Regions from separate parts of the Homo sapiens genome. Here all the other regions are linked to region 1. The links are chromatin contacts, found by Hi-C in ENCODE. All regions are on one chromosome and are shown on one strand. Each heading gives the region's core, a stretch centred on a gene start or an enhancer-like site at or near the end of the contact. The rest is flanking DNA. Distances are from core to core; before and after follow the strand shown.

What was found. Hi-C counts contacts between places; a loop is a spot of excess contacts on that map. Pooled maps may share reads with other maps.
Region 2: a loop to region 1 is called in a pooled map, with 3 times the contacts of the local background. The contact joins the enhancer-like site here to the promoter of RARS1 in region 1. A Hi-C loop is called at or near these places in 2 of 50 pooled maps.
Region 3: a map with no recorded cell type shows a loop between it and region 1 (5-fold over the local background). The contact joins the enhancer-like site here to the promoter of RARS1 in region 1. A Hi-C loop is called at or near these places in 2 of 37 single-sample maps with no recorded cell type and 5 of 50 pooled maps.

The regions. Positions count from the first base shown.
Region 1 is chr5:168,485,080-168,488,354 of GRCh38, reverse strand. RARS1 (arginyl-tRNA synthetase 1) reads right to left here and starts at 1,884. Exons shown (of 15, transcript NM_002887.4): 1 at 1,812-1,884. The coding sequence starts at 1,856.
Region 2 is chr5:169,701,403-169,705,170 of GRCh38, reverse strand. It overlaps DOCK2 (dedicator of cytokinesis 2), which reads right to left. Exons shown (of 52, transcript NM_004946.3): 14 at 2,744-2,868. Among named protein-coding and RNA genes, the nearest start is that of DOCK2, 66 kb to the right of the region's middle. RefSeq lists enhancers at 1,739-2,148, 2,209-2,258. Within about 2 kb of position 1,875, at least 2 of the 41 ENCODE cell types and tissues checked have a DNase peak (open chromatin) inside an H3K27ac peak, as active enhancers do.
Region 3 is chr5:170,277,313-170,280,711 of GRCh38, reverse strand. All of the region lies in intron 3 of LCP2 (lymphocyte cytosolic protein 2), which reads left to right. Among named protein-coding and RNA genes, the nearest start is that of LCP2, 19 kb to the left of the region's middle. Within about 2 kb of position 1,996, at least 19 of the 41 ENCODE cell types and tissues checked have a DNase peak (open chromatin) inside an H3K27ac peak, as active enhancers do.

The DNA of each region.
Region 1 (3,275 bases), core at 635-3,134:
AGAGTTCAAGACCAGCATGGCAAACATAGCGAAACGCTGTCTCTACTAAAAATACAAAAATTAGCTAGGCATGGTGGCGCATGCCTGTAATCCTAGCTACTTGGGAGGCTGAGGCAGGAGAATTGCCTGAATCCCAGAGGCTGAGGTTGCGGTGAGTCGAGATCGTGCCACTGCACTCCAGTCTGCTTGACAGAGCGAGACTCTGTTTCAAAAAAAAAGAAAAAGAAAAAGAATATATTAACCACACATACATGTGTTTTGGGAGACAGGAATCGGAGTAAGTATATAATGGGATATGCCTCATGTCTCATATCCCTAGTTCTTTTCTTTGGCTCGATAAACACTCTGATTTAGCAAGAGTAGTTAAGTTTCAGGTTGACCAACCTGCTTTTATTCCCAAATCCTATGACCTGGGACTCTTAAAAAACCCAAATGTCCTTTGTCACATTCAAAATAGCTCAAGGGTCTGCCTTTCACCCTTTCTGGGACTAAACAATTTTCCCATTTCTTCCTGTTTCCAGTGTCTTAGGTCCTAGACTAGACCAGACCAGGCTTTGTAGTTTAACATCTAAAACTAAAGACATGTCAATTCAGAAAGAAATAAAGCTTCCAACTTAAACTGCAAAACTCAGGGGGAGTTCCTCACCTGAAATTTCAGAATACTTACTGGGAGATAGCTACAGCCAAAACCAAATTGCCAAAAATGAGCATACATTATGTTCCAGGAGCTGAGCTAAAAACACTTTTCAGAAATTACCTTCATGATTATCACAACCAAGTGAGGCAAAGATAAATACATACCGATAAATAAATGGCTCAGAAATGTAAAGAGCTTGCCAATTTACTTGACTAACTTGTACTTTGTGACTGCTGATTAAGTATACAGCCGTAACAGGACAGAGTACTGTGAACTATCTTCCTACCATCCCTCCCCACCTGGGCATAAAAGGTAATGGAACTGTTCCGCTTTCACTTTTTTTTTTTGTAGGGGGACGGAGTCTCACTCTGTCGCCCAGGCTGTGGTGCAGTGGTGTGCTCTCTGCTCACTGCAAGCTCCGCCTCCCGGGTTCACGCCATTCTCCTGCCTCAGCCTCCCGAGTAGCTAGGAATACAGGGACCCCCCCCAACACAGCCGGTTAAGTTTTTTTGTATTTTCAGTAGAGACGGAGTTTCACTGTGTTAGCCAGGATGGTCTCGATCTCCTGACATCGTGATCCGCCCACCTCGGCCTCCCAAAGTGCTGGGATTACAGGCATGAGCCACCGCGCCCGGCCGCTTTCACTTTTATATGGTGTGGCTGCTCCTTCCCGACGAATGCTGAGGGCACAGAGCAAGCTCCGCTGGTCTGATAATGAATCACCCCATGGGCTTATTAGGAATCCTCTCGCTCAGTAACCCGGGAAGAACTGCGGCTGAGCTGCAAACCAAGACCCAGAGCTCTGAATGTATTCCCCCCTTGTCTATCTCCCCGCATCCCCTAAATCGCGTGTGTATGCAGAAGAGGAGGTGGATTGTAGGGAGAGAACTGTTCTGAACATGCCAGGCTCCAGCCCACCGAAGACGCTGGTTTGGGGGAGGCCTGGGAGAGGGTGGGGACCCTCCATTCCGCTGAAAATCACAGTCACACGGGCTTTGAAATGATGGGTGCTTCCTCTCTCAACCCTTCCTGTTCCCACAGGGACCGTGCCGCTCCACTCTGAGAGGACCAGGATGGTCCTCGCCTAGCTGTCCCGCCCCCGAAGCCGCTTGGGCAGGAGTCAGAGCCTGCTCCATCTCTTTCAGGCCTTCCCGCCGGTCTCCTGCGTCCAAACCTGCTGCAGCAGCCGCGCGGAGCACTCAGACACCAGTACGTCCATCCTCCCATCAGCGTCTCACTCGCCAAGTGGACGGAAGCGGAAACGGTCAGCCTCTCCCGGAAGCGGAAACCCCCTCCGGTCCGCTGTCCCGTCGGACTGGGTGCTGGCGCCTCTGCTGCCTCCTGGCGGGATCCAGTAGACACTGCGAGGAGAACCCGCGGGGATTTCGGTCAGGAGCGAGGCCGCAACTCAGGGACGTTTGGGCGAGGGGAGAGGAATTGAGCAGACACTAACCAGAGCTGCTCTGTGCTTGGATAGACTAGGACAGTCACTGACCTAGAGCTTCTGGCTCTCAAAGGCCTCACTTTGCCCCTTTGTGAAATGGGCACAAAACTAACAAATCCATTCATTTATTCAACAAACATTTATTGTGTACTTTAAAATGCCAGACAGTATTCTAGGCTCTGGGGGCACAAAGAAAACAAAACAGACACGATCTCCCCTCTCACGGCAGACACATTTTAGAATGGAGAGAGAAAATAGACCAAAAAAGGCAATAATCTCAGGTAGTTTTAATTGCTAGGAAGGCAATGTGATAGAGTGACTTGGGTGAGAGAAGACATCTCTAAGCAAGTGACATTTGAGTTAAAATCTTATTTATTTTTCCAGTTTTATTGAGGTATAATTGACAAAGATTGTATATCATAACGATGTACAACGTAATGTTTTGATATATGTATACATTCTGAAATGATTACCACAACCAAAATAATTAACATAACCTTCATCTCATACAGTTATCATTTGCATGTGTGTGTGTGTGTGTGTGTGCGCGCGCGCGCGCGCGCGTGTGTGCTGTGAACATTTAAGATCTATTCTCATCCTGGGAAACAGCTAAGACCTCGTCTCTACAAAAAAATGGAAAAATAGCCGGGCATGGTGGCATGTGCCTGTAGTCCCTGGTATATAGGAGGCTGAGGTGGGAGGATCACTTGAGCCCAAGAATTTGAGGCTGCGGTGAGCCATGATCATGCCACTGTACTCTGCCTGGATGACAGAGTGAGACCTTTTCTCTCTCTATTTAAAAACAAACAAAACGAAACGAAAACGAAAACTGCAAGTATACAATATACATTACATCTCTAGAATCTATTCATCCCGCCTAACTGAAACTTTGTAACTTTGAGCAACATCTCCCATCTTTCCTACCTCTGAAGCCCTGACAACCACCATTCTATGCTCTGCTTCTATGAATCTGAATTTTTTAGATTACACATATACATGGGCTAATGTAGTATTTGTCTTTCTGTGCCCGGCTTATTGCACCAACATAATGTTCTCCAGGTTCATCTATGTTGTCACCCATAACAGGGTTTTCTTTTATAAGGCTGAATAATATTTCATTGTATATATATTGAGTTAAAATTATAAACAGCAAACCTGGGATATATGTTCTAAGAGGGCAGGGACCTTAATTAT
Region 2 (3,768 bases), core at 626-3,125, 1.2 Mb before region 1:
TGTTTGTTGAGAAAGGGTCTCACTTTGTCGGCCAGGCTGGAGTGGCTGGGGTGCGATCTCAGCTCACTGCAACCTCTGCCTCCAGGGTTCAAGCAATTCTCGTGCCTCAGCCTCCTGAGTAGCTGGGATTACAGGTGCTTGCCACCACACTCAGCTAATTTTTGTATTTTCAGTAAAGACAAGGTTTCACCTTCTTGGCCAGGCTGGTCTCAAACTCCTGACCTCAAGTGATCTGCCCCCCTTGGCCTCCCAAAGTGCTGGGATTACAGGTGTGAGCCGCTGTGCCCAGCAGCATGTTTATTTTTAAAATTTTTTAATTTTAAAATTTTTAATTTTTGTGGGCACATAGTGTGTGCATACACATACACACACACACACACACACACACACACACACACACACACACACACATATATATGGAGTAAATGAGATGTTTTGATAGAGGCATACAATGCATAAAAATCACATCATGGAAGATGGGGATCCATGTCCTCAAGCATTTATCCTTTGTGTTATAAACAATCCAATCATACTCTTTTAGTTGTTTTAATACCTACTCTTTTGTTTAACCTGCAACCCCACGAGAAGAGGTTATTATTTCTTTTTACACATGAATAAACTTGCCTAAGATCACACAGCTAATATGAGGGGAGGCTGGAATTTGAACCCTGTCTGCCTGACCCCAGAGCCCACCCCATTAGCTTCTCTGCTATGACCCCTCCTGAGCAAGGCCCTTGACACCCCAAGGTGAGCCATGAGCAGGCCTAACCTCCTCTGCCCTCTGGTCCTGCTCTGCCAAAGACAGTGTGCATGCACCTAGAGCAGGAGGAGAAATCAATATTTCTAAAGGGGACCATTTCCACAGGAGCCCACCAATATCAAACAGAAGTGTTTGAATGTACTGACTGACACTTAATTAGGCAGTAATATTTATTTCTACAAATAGAGAAAGAAAAGCCTCCCACAGGCTTCCTAAGCAATTTTCAATAGTCAGTCAACTGAACTCCCCCAGAATTTCCCTAATAGAGGAAACCACAAATCATCACCATGCCCCACAGTTCCCTTTCCATGTCAGCCCCCAGAATACCTGCTTACCTACTCATCTTGGATAAGTGCATCTGCTCAGCCTGCTCGGTAGTGACTTGAAAGGGTGACAAAAGTGGAAGAAAGAGTGGCTCAGACAGGAGATAAGATGGCTGCTTGCCTGTTAACTGTGTCTTTTAATTTGTCCTTTGGCAACATGGAAGGTAAGCGTATCAATGTTTCAAAAATGAAGCTGAGGTTAAAAAGTTCTCTACCAGGGAAGTTGGATAAAAGTAACTTCAAAGCAATGGTCTCTACATTTGGGAATTGCAATTTCCCTTTCAGATAAAAACCCTCCGCTCCTTTATGTTCCTTTGAGTCAAGTATTTCTCACTTATTTTATTTTTTGGAAAAAGTTTCAGACTGCAACAAAAGGAGGATGCGTTCAATGCTTAGATTTTGTTCAAATAGATACTAATTAACATGACCAGTCTTTATGAACAAAAAGGCAATTGTGAGGATTTCTTTACATTTAAAAAACGATTATGAATCTTCCCAAATTTGCCAGCAGTGGTTATTAGCCTCATTTTTTAAAATGAGAAATAAATTGGAGAATTTTGCTACATGTACGGGCATTGTAGTGAAGTGTCTCAGAGGGCCTGGAACCAGTCAAACCCCATCTCTGACATATGCTAACATTATGGCTTTGGGCGAGTTACTGTAAGTGACACGGGTTTTGTTTCCCTATCTGTAAAATGGGGCATAATAAAGGAAATGTGTCATACTATCACACAGCCTGACACATGGTAATTCCCCTGTGAATGTTAGTTATTCTTGGGTACAAAGTATCAGTCTGATCTCCAGGCCCCAAGGACAAAAATGATGCCTCTTCCATCTTCACATCCCCTCTCTGATGAACACACCCGCCCTGCTTGGCTATTTGATCACTCACAGTGGCCTAAGAGGAATATTCGCCCATGCTAAAATTTCTCCTGAGAGCTGATTTTCTTTTCAGCTAACTACTCTGTCAGGAGGAACTGAGAAACAAAACCCTCCTACACACTGGACACAGCACTGACAACCTTAAAGAAAATACAAGCAAATAAATATAAACACACATGACAAATATTGGACAGGACATATGCTGTATAAATATAGCAATGCGCTTTGCATTCCTGAATACACCCTGCTAGCTCTCTGGAGACCAATTTACGAATAAGGCTTTCCACCAGCATTTCTGGCTGAGCGCTGGGGAGTTAGATTAAGTGTTGAGAATGCCTGCTTTAAGCACATCCTGAGCCTCCACACCAGCCCAAGGCACTGTATTGATCCTCTTTCTTACCATGGACTTTGCCTGAATAAACCAGCTCAGGTTTCAGTGAGAACATTTTAACTGCAGAAAGCTAACCTATAAGCTGAGACCAAGCAAAAGTAAATAAATAAATAAATACATACATACATACATACATACATACAAGAAGAAGTTGTGAAAGGAAAGGAACAGACATTGAAAAACTGCTTTGGTGTAAGGAAATATCACAAGGTCTTATTATGGAACACTGCACTAACCAAGCTCAAAAGGTGTTGAACACATTATTCAACACCATCCCAAAGGCACCTGGCATTTAGACAACAGAATCAGGGAGAGGAAAAGTACGTCTTTACAAGCAGAGGCCCCCAAGGCGGACCCTGTCACCCAGAGCAGCAGTGAGTCCCTTACAGGCAGCGTTTTGCCATCCTCCGCGCACACACACATGATGACTTCCACATTCCTCTGTGTGGTCTTGTTGTACTTGTCAAAGTCACCTTGTAAGAGAGTAATGTAGATGTCGTTCCTGACATCCCCTGAGGCAGAGGGAGAGAGAGACAAGAGTTAGTGTGGATTACAGCAGGAGAGACGCTGACTAACTAGAGGGGATGGAGGGTGAGAAGAAGCTCTCCCACCTGGATTGGTATTAATTAAAATCAGAATTGCTTAGAGAAAGCATTTTTCCCTCATCAGGGAGGCTGGAGAAGTAGGTAACACGGGGATGAAGGGATGCTAGGAAATCAGTTGCAAAAAGGGAAGTAGGGACACTCAAAATTGGCCATGTTTTTCTCGACATTAAAAGTCATTTAATTTTCATCCTCTAGTGACACCTTCTGGGAAGGCAAAGGAAAGCTCCAATTGAATTGATCCTGTCCCATGAAAACAACCAAACATATACATCTGCCGATATTTCACTGTGTAGGAGCAGAATAGAGCAACTTTCCATGTGTCCTAGGGACACAGGGTTAGGAGGGAGCTGCAGAGGATCTTCAGGAAGGGAGGTAAGAAAAATAGAAAATCTGCCAGACACAGGTAGCTCATGCCTGTAATCCCAGCACTTTGGGAGGCCAAAGCGGGCAGATCGCCTGAGCTCAGGAGTTCAAAACCAGCCTGGGAAACATGGCAAAACCCTGTCTGTATCAAAAAATACAAAAAAATTAGCCGAGTGTGGTGGCACATGCCTGTGGTCCCAACTGCTCAGGAGGCTGAGGTAGGAGGATTGCTTGAGCCTGGGAGGCAGAGGCTGCAGTGAGCTGAGGTCAAACCACTGTACTCTGCACTCCAGCCTAAGTAACAGAGCTAAACCCCATCTCAAAAAAACAAAAAGAAAAAAAAAAAGGAATAGAAAATCCTACAAGGGGTTACACAAGTAACTGAAGTCTCAGGTAAAGCATGGACAAATAAATGACAGCACAGGCCCTAGGAGACAACCGCCA
Region 3 (3,399 bases), core at 747-3,246, 1.8 Mb before region 1:
TATTTGTAAAAATGAGAATAATTATACTTGTCTACCAGGAAAATGATCGTGAGGCACCAGGAAAACACTCCATGTAAAACTACAGGGGTAGGGGACATGGGTGACAAGTAAGGAGAACACTGTGTCCTCAAATTATTATGTCCTACTCTTACACTCTCGACCGAGGCCTCAGGTGATGGTGAAAGGCTCCTTCCTGAGTCTTAAAACATCTGGCTGCCCCCGGCTTCTCAGGTGACAAGGATAGAATTTAGAAGGTTTGGCTCTTGGTTCAAGGGGGCTGGTCTTTAAAGACGGAAAGAACACTTTGTTCCTTGGAAGGAGGATTGGAATGCAGAGCGAGAGCAGGGCTGAGAGTGGGAATGTGTGCAGGGAGGAGGGGTGGGGAGGAGAAGGAGAGTTCCAGGGTCCCACTGAGAGAACAGCACAGGGGGAGAGGCATCTGCCCTACCCAGGAGCCGGGAGCCTTGTCCCAGGAGGGATCAGCAGGCAGTCTGAAATCTGAGCCCAGGGAATAAGGCTCCCACTGTGGGAGGGCTTTGGTCAGAAGTTGGCCAAAGCTCTTACTATGTGAGCTGTGGCAAGAATGCGCTCTACATCATAAGCCAGTACACAGCTACACGTGCCACAGTAGAGGAAACAAAGATGGAATTTTCACAGGACAATGCCTATTCCTACTGCATGCTTTGTGCACTGATATTTTCTATTCTATACCCCTTCCCCTTCCCTTCCCTTCCCCCCTCTCTCTCTCCCTCCTTTTCCACCTGCCTGGCAGCCTTCTTTTCTTGTATAGTTTCTTTCCTCTTGTGTCATCAGCAAAGTTGATTTCTAGACCCACTAGTAGGGCTTCCTTCACTGTTGTTCAAGTGTGGGGAGAATTAAAGGGCTACATCAGAGGCCAGCTAAGGCCCCGCATACCCCCACTCTCCTGTTTCACTCCCTTCATAATCACAAAGTTCCTTCTCCTGCCTTTCCTTCTCCTCCTTTTTTAAAACAAGCAAACAAACAAACAATTTCATCAGTGTCAAGAATAGCAGGATTTATTTCACAAGCTTTTTGGATGATAATAAAAATCACGTGGGGGCCGGTTGATGTCACTGAGCCTCAGGCTTCTCCTCAGAGAGTCCGTTCAGGTAGGTCTAGGCTGGGCCTGGTGATCAGTGTTTGCAACAGGTACAGCTAAGTAATCATGATGATCAGGCCCATCAGGGATTCCCTAATCAGGTTTAACCCCTGTATTGTGCTGATAAGGAATCTGGGGCCAAGTGAGGGCAGCTGCCTTGTCTGAGATCACACAGTGGGCGCCACCCTTGGGGCCAGACATTGTAGTTAGACTGTCTGTGCCTGCAGGCCCTGTACCTTGTACATTACCAGGAGAGACCTTAGACTGAGAAGATGAAGACTGGCCCCCACCATGCTGTAAGTTAGGGATGCAGCTGGGCTGGAACCTAGGTCATTGTAGAATGCTGCCTTCCTACACGGGCCTGGCTTCCTGTGGGGAGGTTCAGCCCATTTCCAGGGCCAGCTAGTCCCTTAAACAAAGGCAAGCAGAGAGGACTGCTGTCTATGGCTGCCCAGCCCCCATCACTTCTTGCTCTGGTCCTGAGCGAGGCCAGGGGTTTATGGGGTGAAGGGAGAATGAGTCACCTCCCTCCACTCACTGTCACTTGGTCCTCTGGGGGTAGGGTGTAATTTGAAGGTTTGCACCTAGCAATAGCCATAGCAACCACCTCCCTGCTATGCCCACCATCACTGTTGCACCGTCCACCAGACCCTGGCAGTGGTCCCACAGGCTTGGAAGGTGCTTTCTGTAGCCCCTTAAAGCAGGAGGACCCTGGGAGCCCACACTTTGCTGCAAGCCAACTGCCAGGACCTGTTCTGCCCCCACTCAGCTCTTTGCTGCTCCTCTGCTGAGGCCTGCGGTTTGACATTTCCTTCCTCACCCAATTCGAGCCCCGGCAGCCTCCAGCCTGGCTGCTAGAGATACTGGTGAGAGGCAACACCGCAGAGAGCAGGAGGTTCTTTCAAGATCCAAAGCAGCCTTGTGAGCTGGTCAGAGCCCTGTCAAACTCTGTAGGAGGAGGGCGTTGAGGTGAGCCTCAGTCCCACCTCGCTCAAGTCATTACTGAAATGTCACCTCTTCAGTGAGGCCTGATCATTTTAAATGGCAACCGCATCCCACCCCTGCACTCCCATCCCCCCCAGCCCCCCACCCCTGCACTCCCATCCCCCTCACCAGCCCCCCACCCCTGCACTCCCATCCCCCCAGCCCCCCACCCCTGCACTCCCATCCCCCCCGCCCCCAACCCCTGCACTCCCATCCCCCTCGCCAGCCCCCACCCCTGCACTCCCATCCCCCCCAGCCCCCCCCTGCACTCCCATCCCCCTCCCCAGCCCCCCACTCTGCATGTGCATGGTGCATATGCAGCACATTTCACCTCCTTAAAGTTTCCTCTCCACTAGCAGGGATCTTTGTTTTGCTCATTGATGCACCTTGAGCACTTCTAAGTTCCCAGCACTTAGAAGGCCCTCAGTGCACATTGTTGAATAAACAGGTGACAGAATGGGAGTGGCTGCTGCAGCCAGCACCACCTGACACGGCCAGGACACAGGACACTAACGGGGCTCCCTTGCCAGCTCTGTAGGAGTCCTTTTATCCCACATGCCCATCGTCTTCTTGAAACAACCACTTAAGGGAACCAAAAAGAACCATGTCACAAGCATTCTGACGGCATGGTCAGGAGGCAACTAGGAAGCCCCCGCTGCTGCTCTTAAAGCCTCGCTCTCTCTGCCCAGTCACAAAAGCCTGGAGTTGTCAACAATATTATTACAGAGAGTAAACCTTTCCCTCCCCTTCCTCCTTCTCTTTCCTCTTAAGTACCAGTGTGTTTATCAAAATTTGTTTATCCCATTGCTCTAATGAGGTAGGAGGTTTGGATACCATTTCTTTCTTTTTTTTTTTTTTTTTTTTGAGACGAAGTTTTGCTCCTGTCCCCAGGCTGGAGTGCAGTGGCGTGATCTCAGCTCACTGCAACCTCTGACTCCCAGGTTCAAGTGGTTCTCCTGCCTCAGCCTCCTGAGTAGCTGGGATTACAGGCGTGCACCATGCCTGACTAATTTTTGTAGTTTTAGTAGAGACGGGGTTTCACCATGTTGGCCAGGCTGGTCTCGAACTCCTGACCTCAGTGATCTGCTCACCTCAGCCTCCCAAAGTGCTAGGATTATAGGCGTGAGCCACCGCGCCCAGCCTGGAGCCCATATCTTGGGAGAAATGAGGGAGTTGAGGGGCAGGGGAGGTGATGGAGGAATCGAGAAATGGTGGCTGCTAAGGACTTCCTTTGCTAACTTAGCAAGTTTATTTTAGGCTAAACTTGTTACTTCGAGATGGTCATTAAGCAGAAG